Regions from separate parts of the Homo sapiens genome. Here region 1 is linked to region 2. The links are chromatin contacts, found by Hi-C or POLR2A ChIA-PET in ENCODE. All regions are on one chromosome and are shown on one strand. The core of a region is the stretch at or near the end of the contact, and the rest is flanking DNA. Distances in the headings are between cores, read along the strand shown.

Region 1 (5,594 bases), core at 490-2,989, 480 kb before region 2:
TTAACACTACATGTCAGCCACTCTTCAAAGAATTTTTCTGAATGAATTCATCTAGTCATAATAACCCTATAAAGCTATCTCATGTTCATTTTACAGAGATTAAGTCATTTCCCCAAGATCACAGGAGCAGTAAGTGGAGTCATCTAAATTTGCACACAGACTGACTGCAGGACCTGTGTCATTAACCACTACCTTATCCTGCTTCTCTCAGATCACTCCTGTTCCATGCTACTGCAGGTCAGAGCGGATCATTTTCCAAATCAGCTCCAGGGGAGGTTGGGACTCACCTGGCCTCTAGGAACCTTTAAAAGAAGGAAGAGACTGGGGTGCAGGAGTATTGGGTCATTTCTCTGTGGAAACTCACTTCAAGGTCTGTCCTGGGGCTTAACTCTCTAGGTCTGTGATTCTCACACTTGCCCACATCAGAATCTCTTGGAGGGCTTGTTACAAGGCAGATGACTGGGCTCCATCCCTGGAACTTCCATTCTTTCAACCTGGGGTGGGACCTGAGAGTATGCATTTCTAACAAATTCTTAGGTGACGTGGATGCTGCTACCCAGGGACGGCATTCTGGCAAACAGTACCCAAAATGACAAACCATGGGACGACATCTGGGTCCCAGGTTCTGTATAAGAAAGAACTCGATCTGGACCCTAGAAAAGCCAAAAGCCCATTCGCGGGGTCTCTGTGAAAATGTTTAGCGCTCAAAAGAGCTGGGGGTGTCCTCCCCGGGCCACAGCTCCTCCGCAAGGGCGCTCACTGGGGCTGGCCGTGAACTGCGGGCTGAGGGCAATGGGCTCTGCATTATGGATGGATGAGCTCCGAAGCCCCCGCTGCAGATAAAGTAAACACACAGCCGCTGCAGCCGCGGGAAAGCCCGGGACCCAGCCACCCAGCCACCCAGCCCTCCCAGACAGAACTTTTCCTTCAGCTGTTGTTGTTTTCCTCTGCTGCTGCCTTCTCATCGCCTTGTACTGACAATAGTCGTAAATAACCGCAGTGCTGTAGAGAAATCATTTTAACAGGAGAGAGTCAAATAAATACATTAGACCTGACAGCTTAACTACGCGGAGTCCATTTGTATGTGGTGGCCGGCAGCTTCCCGAGGCTGACGGGGAACACAGAAGCCACAAGAGGGAGCGCCGAGCTCGCTGTGAGTCAGGCCGACGGCGGGCGGCCTCCCGAGCCCACCCCAAGCCCTGGAGTGGAGGCTTCCGCCTATGCTGAAACAAAGCTTTCAGGCTCCGACTTGCGTGGAAAAATAATGCCAACTCCTGCCTCCGTTCCCCAAGCCTCCAGAGTAATGATTTGGGGTTTAACTCGGCTGGGGGTTTAGGGTTACAGCTGGGGTTGAAGTGGTAGGACCAGTCTCCTGGCCCTGTGTCCCCCCCAACGAGGAGTGGAAGAGTCACCAGTCACAGCAGAAGCACCAGATGTTCATGCGTGTGCCACCCACATGTTCCTTTTCTGGCCCTGGTTTCCAGCAATGGTAGTTTCTGCCTAGCTCAGCTGATCCGGCAGATCGTGGAGCTTCTAAGCTCGATTCTCTGATTCCCAGGAGTATTTATCTGCCTCTTTTCCTCCCTGTGGGTGAGAGCCAAGGTGTCCTGATTCTCAGGCTGCTCACTCTTTCAGGAAGTGCTGAGGCTCGGTCACCAGGAAGGGCATGATAGACTCAGGGTACCAACTTCCTCTGGGCAAGCAAGCATCCATGGAGTGGATTCACAGAGTCTCGTGGGCTGGCTGTGCTCGGCCTGAAGCCCTCTGCTTCCTCCTTGTCAGGGCTCAGCAGCCTGTGAACTAGAGGGCTTCTTTTGTGACTGAACTGCACACCAGCGAGTGGGAGAGGAGCTCTCGGTGCAGAGTTGCCTATCTTGGGTTCAAACCTGCTGGCACCCAAACATCTGGAGGTCAGGGATGGGGAGGGCAGTGGGAGAGGCAGTCTTTGCATCCTCCGAGTTCTCACAGAGCTGGGTCTTCAGAAGGGGACAGAGAAACATAACCAAATGCTCTGCTGGCTAGTTGGTGGAGGTTTGATTTGTCTTTGCCGTCTTGCTAGGTCCCAGACTTCAAACTCCTTGTCAGCATGGACTGGATCTTAGTTGCTATTAAAAACCTAGAACCTAGCCGAATACTCACTACGTGGCAGTCTTTTTGTCAGTGCTTGATTATAGGGGACACATTTTAGAAATACTTACTAGTTGTCTTTGAGTCTGTGGTCATGAGGAGAATATTTCATATTCTCTAAAGGAAGTGTAGATATGACAGGTCAGATATAAAGAAACACTTGCTGACAATAAAATTATTAGATGCTATGGTAAATTCCGAAGTAGATTGTTGTCCGTATCTTGGGGACAGATTGGATCAGACCATGTCATTGTCTCCTTGAAGCTGGTAATATTTCCCTGTGGCTTTGAATGGAGCTCATGGTGGAGTGGGCTCCTATAGAACTGTCTGCTCAGCACTATCTTTTTTTTTTTTTAATTTGAGGATTTGACCCTCTGTCTATCCATAGGCTGCAGAATAGTAGCTGCATGAAGACATCCCTCCCCCAGTGCCCAGTTTTCTTATATTGGTTGAGGACTTGGCAAAGGACCCATGCTGGTTTGAACATTGTAATGCCCCATGTCCATAGCAGATTGTTCCATAGATACCTGACATAACCTAAGTTGAGTTAAATTCTTCCCTGGGAATTTTGGCACTGAAATGGGTAAAAAGAAGTCACTTTCTCTTTGCATTCCTTGAATGTAAGACTGAAAGCCAGGGTGCGTTGGCAGCCATGTTTCTCATTTTGTGGACAAGAAAAGTAAATGAGAAAGCATTTAAACAACACACGTACATATCATGCAGAGAAAAAGACAGGCAGAGAGAGAGAGAGAGAGGAGCAGAAATTTGTGATATCTAGATGACTGGATTACTGACAATATGCAAGTCTCTGCTTCCAGTTTTTTCCTTTTTTTTTTTTGAGACGGAGTCCCGCTCTGTCGCCCGGGCTGGAGTGCAGTGGTGCTACCTCTGCTCACTACAAGCTCTGCCTCCTGGGTTCACACCATTCTCCTGCCTCAGCCTCCCAAGTAGCTGGGACTACCGGCGCCCGCCACCATGCCCAACTAATTTTTTTTTTTTTTTTTTGCATTTTTAGTAGAGACAGGGTTTCACCATGTTGGCCAGGATGGTCTCGATCTCCTGACCTTGTGATCCACCCGCCTCAGCCTCCCAAAGTGCTGGGATTACAGGCGTGAGCCACCATGCCCGGCCTGCTTCCAGTTGTTTCTGAAGCCTAACTGTATCCTTCTTCCTGAGTCCTGTGAGACATCTTAGCACTTCTATAATAGTTTTTCTTAACAATGAGAACAACTCTCCCTGTCCCAAACCTGAGCTCCAGCCTGGGTATTGTTACTTGCAATTAAAAGGACTCGGCTAACTGTAGCATATAAAGCAATTGACAGTAAGATCAACTGTTGTAAAACAGTTGTAAAACCAACTTTTACAACTCTTATTTTCAATATTCTTCAACAGAATTTATCATCGCTCAAAACAGGCTGAGCAATTTTCTGCTTTTGTACTACGTGTATGTCTTCTCTGCCCAGAATTCTACAGAATTTCTTTATCTCCTTCAGCCTTTTATAAGATGTCCCCTGTCCTCTGAAGCTGCCCCAGACACTCAGAACAGATGCATTTGTTCCCTTAGCACTTCGCTCAGTCCTTGTAGAACATGTTCTTCTGTACTGGGATGGCAGAATTGTCTTCAGCACACGATTAGGATCTTGTCAAGAGTGGGAGCCATGCCCTTGTCATCCTTGCTTCCGTAATGCCTGACACATTCTAAACACAGAGGAGAGTTTGTGCAATGAGTATGAGGCTTATGTCCAAAAGCAGGGAAAGGTCCTTGTGGCCAGTAATTCCCAAAGGGTTGGATGGTAATGTGGAGGTAGGGAGGGAGGATGTATCGCAGAAACAAAGTGAACACAGCCTAGTCAATATCTCCATCTGTTTTCCTTCTTTTTTAGCCCCATTTAACTTGCACCCCTTTGTTCAACACACACACACACACACACACACACACACACACACTTCTCGCCACTCCCCTCTCGTGGCCCTAGCCCCGACCCAGTATTTAGAAGTGGCTCACACCTCGGTGTCTTCTACGATATTACACTCAGAGTCTTCGCCAAGCTCTAGTCGCCAGAGGGAACCCTTCAAACTCAAAGGCAAAAGAGAAAATTTAAAAAAAGGTTAGGGAGAGAGAGGAAAGAGGTGAGACAGAAGTAATATCCAATTTCAACATTTTGTACTTTGCCATTTAAACTTCCAGAGGCAACAACGATACAATTTGTATGTTTTGTATCATGCCTGCTTCCTTGTGGGAGTTTCATAAATTGATGATAACACAGCACATTTCTTTTAAGTCCTTAGACATTCAGTCTTTATTGCTTTATAAAGTCTGCTTTGGGCACAGATGAAATGAAACTGGTGAGATTTTGCTCTGTCCATTCTGCAAGTTCCATCACAGAATTTGCACCTGCTATGCAACTTGCATTCTGAAATAGCAAGTCATGTTACCAGAGGTATCTGAGACTGGCACTGAGAGGCCTGGGACAGTGGGTGACCCAGGGAGACTGAACAGCATCATCTCAGTGGCCGGTTGGAGAGGAAGGGACTTGATTAAACATCAGTCTAAGGGAACAGCCATGGCTTTCTGTAGCCTCCACATGCAGTGAGGATTTTCGGAAAATTATGCAAAATTCATTTCCCTCCAGCCCTATAATAAAATATATGCAATGTGTAACTAGAGAGTTTCTAATGTGGAAGTCCTAACACTCACCTGCTCTATTTAATTATTGGAATACAATGTGGTTTTTTTCCACAGCTGAAGAGCTGCACTAATAGGAATATTACATTGATGGACAAACTCACTCTCCAAGCCAATACATTTTTTGCTTTTATGCTGATTTTATGAAATACAAACGTGTGCCATTTGTAGTTCACAACAGAAAACGATGAGCTCTGCAATGTATCACTATCTGCCTATGCAGAGTTGGCCTCTTAAATTCAGCCTGGGAGAAAAGCCTTCACAATTGTTAATAAAAGGAATCAGACCTTTTCAGAAAGAGTTATAAAACTGCGAGACAGATGAAAATAATCTCAGACAAGTGGATTTTCAATTCTCTTACCCTCAATCCCCCCAAATCCGCCCCCCCGCCACCACGCCACACACACACTCACATATACAGGATTCATTCCCTTCTTGAACGAATTAATTTATTCCAGAGTGCAAGGGTGACTTAACTCATGCTGGCTATATGCAAATGACAAGATGTAGCTGGTTCTTGTTTGTGAAAAAAGAACAAACCAGACCTCTATGATGTGGCATTACTAGACCAAATGAGGAGATGCTGTACCCGTCGTGCCCAGCCCAAAAGCTTTGGCCTTTCAGCTGCTGACCTCCCCATGGTGGTCCCAGAGACACTGAGCTGAAGTGATGCCTATCACTAGTTGAGTACCTTAAAATACTGCCATTGGTTCCAAGACCTTCTGTAGCAACTGTTTCCATATAAAGTGGATGCAAATGGATCAGCAGGACATTGTGTATG
Region 2 (4,954 bases), core at 2,385-4,884:
GTGATTCATAGATAAGATTTTGTTACTGATCTATGGCAGGAAGAGTTAGACAGCATATCTTTATTACTCCCTTTGCATTGAAGAGGGTTTGGCCCATTCCCCATTTGCTAATTTTCTTTATTTGTCTGCAAGATCCATTGTGTGAGCAGCTGTCATGCAGGTGGGGACTCCTCAAAGCATTCTGGGAAAATGTCCACCATTCCAGGCCATTCTCCTGGTTGTCTTTCTCTTTTTCAAAAAGGGCAACTAATCCTCTAAGTGACTGGGGAAATTATCTTTTCACCTTTTGGGAAACCTGATGAGAAGGTGATTTATTTGATTCAGTCAACATACTTCTAGATATCACCTTTTATGTGTAAAACATTGTGCTAGATGCTGTGGGTGACAGACAGATATGTGAATCAAAAACTATGCATTTAGGAAATCAGTTTAGATATGTCTGCAGATAACCAACTACTCTTGGAAATAATCAAGAACTCAAGGAAAATTTTAGTGATATTTGTGCCTGTATCTTTATCTAGTTTTCTTATATAGATTCCAATCCTTAAGCCACTTCTCTTTTCTGTAATTTTCCCTAGAAGCTATTTTAATTTTCCTCCCTCTTTCCCTTTTTCTTCCTAGCTTTTAAAGTTATTGTTTTAAAAAGTTAAATATAAAAAATTGAATGTGATACAATAACACTTTTGTGCTTACCACTAAAATATTTTTCACATTTGATTAAGAAATTTATTTTTAAAAGAATATGTCACTGCTAAAATTAAAGTCTTCTCAGTTCTCCTGGTCTTCCAATGTCCTTCCTTTCTTTACAGAAGTTGACACTATCATGAACGTGACAGTGAATGTGACAGTGATATGTATGTATCAAATCCATATTTTTAACCTTAACTGCATGTGAATCTATTCATAAAAAATATACAGCATCATACTGAATTTTTAGTTTATAAAATTTATATCATACATTAAACATCATACTGAAATTTGCTTTTTCTGTCAATATTATGATGAGCAGATCTGCATCATTTTATATAGATAGGTAGATAGGTATAATCTACCTTATCTCTTTTAATTACTGTATAATATGTCCCGTACCACTTTATTTATCCTTTCTTTGCCTAATGGATATTTTAGTTTTTCTACTTTTTGGTTTTTTTTTTTTTTATACTACAACCAACAATGCTTCAATGACTATCTTTGAAGATAGCGTCTTTTGCATATGAGGGAGAATTTCTCTGGGGTATATACTTAAAAGTAGAATTTCCAGGTCATAGGTTATACAAATATGCAATTTTACTAGATATTTCTGAATTGTACTTCAAAACAGTTGTGCCAATTTATATTTTTACCAGCAGTGTTTGAGAGTTATCATTTTTCCTTTTCCCTGCCAAAGTTTGGTACCTTTGACATAAATATCTTTGCCAACCTGATGGGGCTAAAGAGTATCTTGTTAGTATTTTAATTCTGATTAAAGGTAGGTGGGACTTTTTAAATATTTATCTTCTCTTTGGGCTTCATCTTCTATGAATTGCCTTTTTGTATCTTTCATTCATTTTCCTATTTGTCTTTTTCTAAATTGATTTGTAAAGTTATTATATTTTGAATATTAATGTTTTGCCTGCTATATATGCTGTAAATGTTTTCTCTTAGGTTGTGATATAACTTAATTTTGTTTATGGTATCTTTTGGTCCACAGAAATTTTGAAGATTTCTATTTTATTATTGTAGTTAAGAATGCTTTCCTATTCAAGCTTTTGCTATTTATTCTTATATTGTATTCTAATATTTTAAAATATTTTTTCACATTTAATTCATATAGACATTTGGAGTTTGTTTTTGAGTTTGGTTGAAATGAAAATCTAATTTGATTTTATTTTTTATATGAAAAGACAAGTGTTTCAGCATCATTTCGGTCCCAACTGATTTTATATATCTTCTCTAATCATATATCAAGGTCTCAGATATGCTTAGATCTCTTTCTAAACTCTTAATTGTAGTGCATTGACTTTTTTTCCTTCACTACACCTATACCATATTATCTGAATTTCTAGCTCTTTATCAAAATATTTGATATCTTTTAGGATAACTTTAAAATAGCAATTTTGCCTTTATGAGTGTTCCAGTATTCTTTTTATTTTACCTTAAAAATTTTTATGACAATTAATTTTCACTGTCAAGTCTTTGCTTCTGCAAATGCTAAGGAGTTGCAGTACCTCTGCTTCAGAATCTTTGTACTCAAACAAGTCGCATACCTTTGACTCTTCTTTATGTTGATAGAAATCCTCTGCATTCTTGCTCTTACCTTTTATGTCAGCCAATATAGCCTATACAATCTTTTTACCAGAGCCTGAATCTTTGTGTCTTGGATTCAAATCACCAACTCAAAAAATCCTTTTCCTATTTTTCCCAAGACATATGGAGACAACCATGGGTTGGCAATAATTCCTGGATTTTCAGAACAAACATATTCTCTTGAGTTCTCAAAGTGTGACTTGTTGCAATGATGTTGCCTAATACAAAACCAAAACAAAATCAAGCTTACAAACAGTACAAGTGCTAAGAGAAGCTGATATAGAGATGAAAATGAGAAGTAAAGATCTGTGAGAACTTGCAGGAAGGTGAAATTACATTTGGCTGGAGCAGTTGAAGGAATCTTCAGAAATATAGTGACATTTTAGTTGAAACTTTGAAAATAGGCAAGATTTTCAAAGAAGTGGAAAACAGCATACCTGATATAGGGAAATCAAGAGTAAAGCTGTGTTAATAGGATATAAAAATGGGACTCTGTCAAGTATGGCTCAAGAGCAAAGAGAAGTTCTAGACCACATATGTGGGATTTGCATAGAAGCTGTCCAAGAATCAGTTTCATGGAAAAAATAACATATTTTTATTACCTGTACATTCAGTCTATAAAAGAGATTGGAGAGGCCAAAAGAAATTGAAAAGGACTTTTATAGAGAGATAATTTGTTGAAATGCTGTGAGCTTCTCTCCCCCACCATCACCCTTACTCACATGTACATAATGGAATAGATGTGGAAGAGTACTTACCCTTCATCTAAAGACAAGTGAGAAGGACTTCAAAGTTGTGTTAATCATGGAGTTTTAATTTTTGCATTTTTATCTTTGACATCTTGGGGTGTTGCTAACTCTGGAGGGACTGTCTTTCCCAGGGCTAGCTAATTCCTAGAGGTAGCAAACAATTCAATTAGGACCATGCCTTGCATACGCAAACCCACAAATCTAGAGCTCATGCCCTCAAGTGCCTTCTTTATCAGACTCTCATCTTCTGGGGCACTACTCCCCTGCCCTAATCATGCCTGGGCCAGACAGCTACAGCCTCTCCACACCAGCCTGCTGAAATCATTTAAACTAATTAATCCTAAATCTGCTTACCCTTCCTGATGGCTCTTTCCTGCAGAAACCACAATAAAGACTCTTGGCTGCTTCTCCATTTCATTCCCTCTGCCTCTGACAAACCCTAGTATTTCCCTGTGGCCCTGCATGGTCTACTGTGCCTCCTGTGTCTGGCAATCTGTGAGTATAACAAACTTCTTCCTCCATGATGGTCATTTCCATGTCTGCATGTCTTACCGTACCAATGAAAACACATCCTGGGTGCTCTTAAGACAGAAGATTATTTGTAGAGTTTGGTAAGGAGAATGAGTCCATAATGGATTGAATTCTAAAAGAATTCAGTAGAGCCTGTGAATTCTAAAGGATAAGTAGAATTACTGTTGGGAAGTAACTATGGCATTAAGGTCTTCCAAGAAGCAGATGCCAAGATGGGCTCAAATGTGCAAGATATTTATGGAAAACCACCTATGAAGGACAAAGGAACAGAGAACAAGAGCCTTCCCCCATGTCTAATACCTGTGAAAGGAGAGAGAGAAGGAAGAATTTAGTAGGAAGAGCCTGAGGTTGCTGCTTAGTTCTGAGAAAGCCTCAGCGAGGCCGATGGAGAGCCCTTGAGCTGAGGTTGCCCATTAGACAAATTCTGCATCAGGTAGTACTGGTTCTTTTCTAGTAACCTGGCCATGCTCAGTCTTTGTGCAGGAGTAGCCCAGGAGAGCATGGCCTGGGATAAATTCCTCAATGAATACAAAGTTGCAGCAGCTCAGCTATGCTAGTCACAGCAGTTTCTTTTAAGGGAAATCTGAGTAGAACACCTCCATGGCTATCACAGCCAACCCAGATTGTGCATTTGCTCATGAACTAGATATGGCCACATGAACAATAGGTGATATTTCCCAGGAGACTCCTGGAGGTGCAATGAGATCTCTGCAGTAAGAGGTTGAATGTGTACCTTTGGATGTTCACAGATGAGGGAAGGAATCATAATTGGCTAACAAGAGGAGATACATTTGACTATGTTAAGAGAACTGGAGGTAAGAGATCCTCAGTGTTATGATGGGGAGGAGGTATATTTGAAAATTCCACCGAGCATCCCATGGAAGAAGGAATCAGTATTATATATAGATATATATGTCTCTCTCTCTCAATTATCTATCTATCTATCTATCTATCTATCTATCTATCTATCTATCTATCTATCCATCCCTCTATCCATCTATCCATCCATCTCTCCGTCTGTCTATCCATCCATCTGTCCATCCATCCATCTGTCTATCTATCCATCCGTCTGTCCATCCATCCGTCTGTCTATCTATCTATCCATCCATCCATCCATTCTATCTATCTATCTGCCAAGCTCAGAGAGCACTAATGTCATCTTAGTATAATATTAGTCCAGTAAGACTTTTCTTGCTCCCTTATCTTTTTTTCCCTGTACCAGCCCTGGCCCTGTAGATTCATAAACCGTAATTAGCATCTCAGACAGGAAGAGACCAAAAGACAAAGGAGAGACACAGGAAATAAGCAGAAATGGATTATATCCCTTTCACCCTTCAGACTTCTCACTCGCAGAGGTTCAAAACGCATTTAGGATTCTCCCCGAAAAG

The links. A loop is a pair of places that touch in the nucleus more often than their neighbours do. ChIA-PET counts read pairs that join two places held with the same protein, here RNA polymerase II (POLR2A). Pooled maps may share reads with other maps.
Region 1: a loop to region 2 is called in a map with no recorded cell type, with 2.3 times the contacts of the local background. The contact joins the enhancer-like site here to the promoter of LINC01717 in region 2. A Hi-C loop is called at or near these places in 6 of 37 single-sample maps with no recorded cell type and 4 of 50 pooled maps. POLR2A ChIA-PET finds 5 or more read pairs at or near these places in 1 of 52 experiments (H1).

What each region holds. Positions count from the first base shown.
Region 1 is chr1:209,203,381-209,208,974 of GRCh38, reverse strand. No RefSeq gene overlaps it. Among named protein-coding and RNA genes, the nearest start is that of LINC01696, 120 kb to the left of the region's middle. RefSeq lists an enhancer at 1,026-1,085. Within about 2 kb of position 1,739, at least 4 of the 41 ENCODE cell types and tissues checked have a DNase peak (open chromatin) inside an H3K27ac peak, as active enhancers do.
Region 2 is chr1:208,727,368-208,732,321 of GRCh38, reverse strand. It overlaps LINC01717 (long intergenic non-protein coding RNA 1717), which reads right to left and starts at 3,634. Exons shown (of 4, transcript NR_146914.1): 1 at 3,588-3,634; 2 at 3,045-3,179; 3 at 2,247-2,504. It overlaps LOC105372892 (a long non-coding RNA gene), which reads left to right and starts at 3,907. Exons shown (of 5, transcript XR_007066854.1): 1 at 3,907-3,999; 2 at 4,316-4,381. RefSeq lists an enhancer at 1,456-1,625.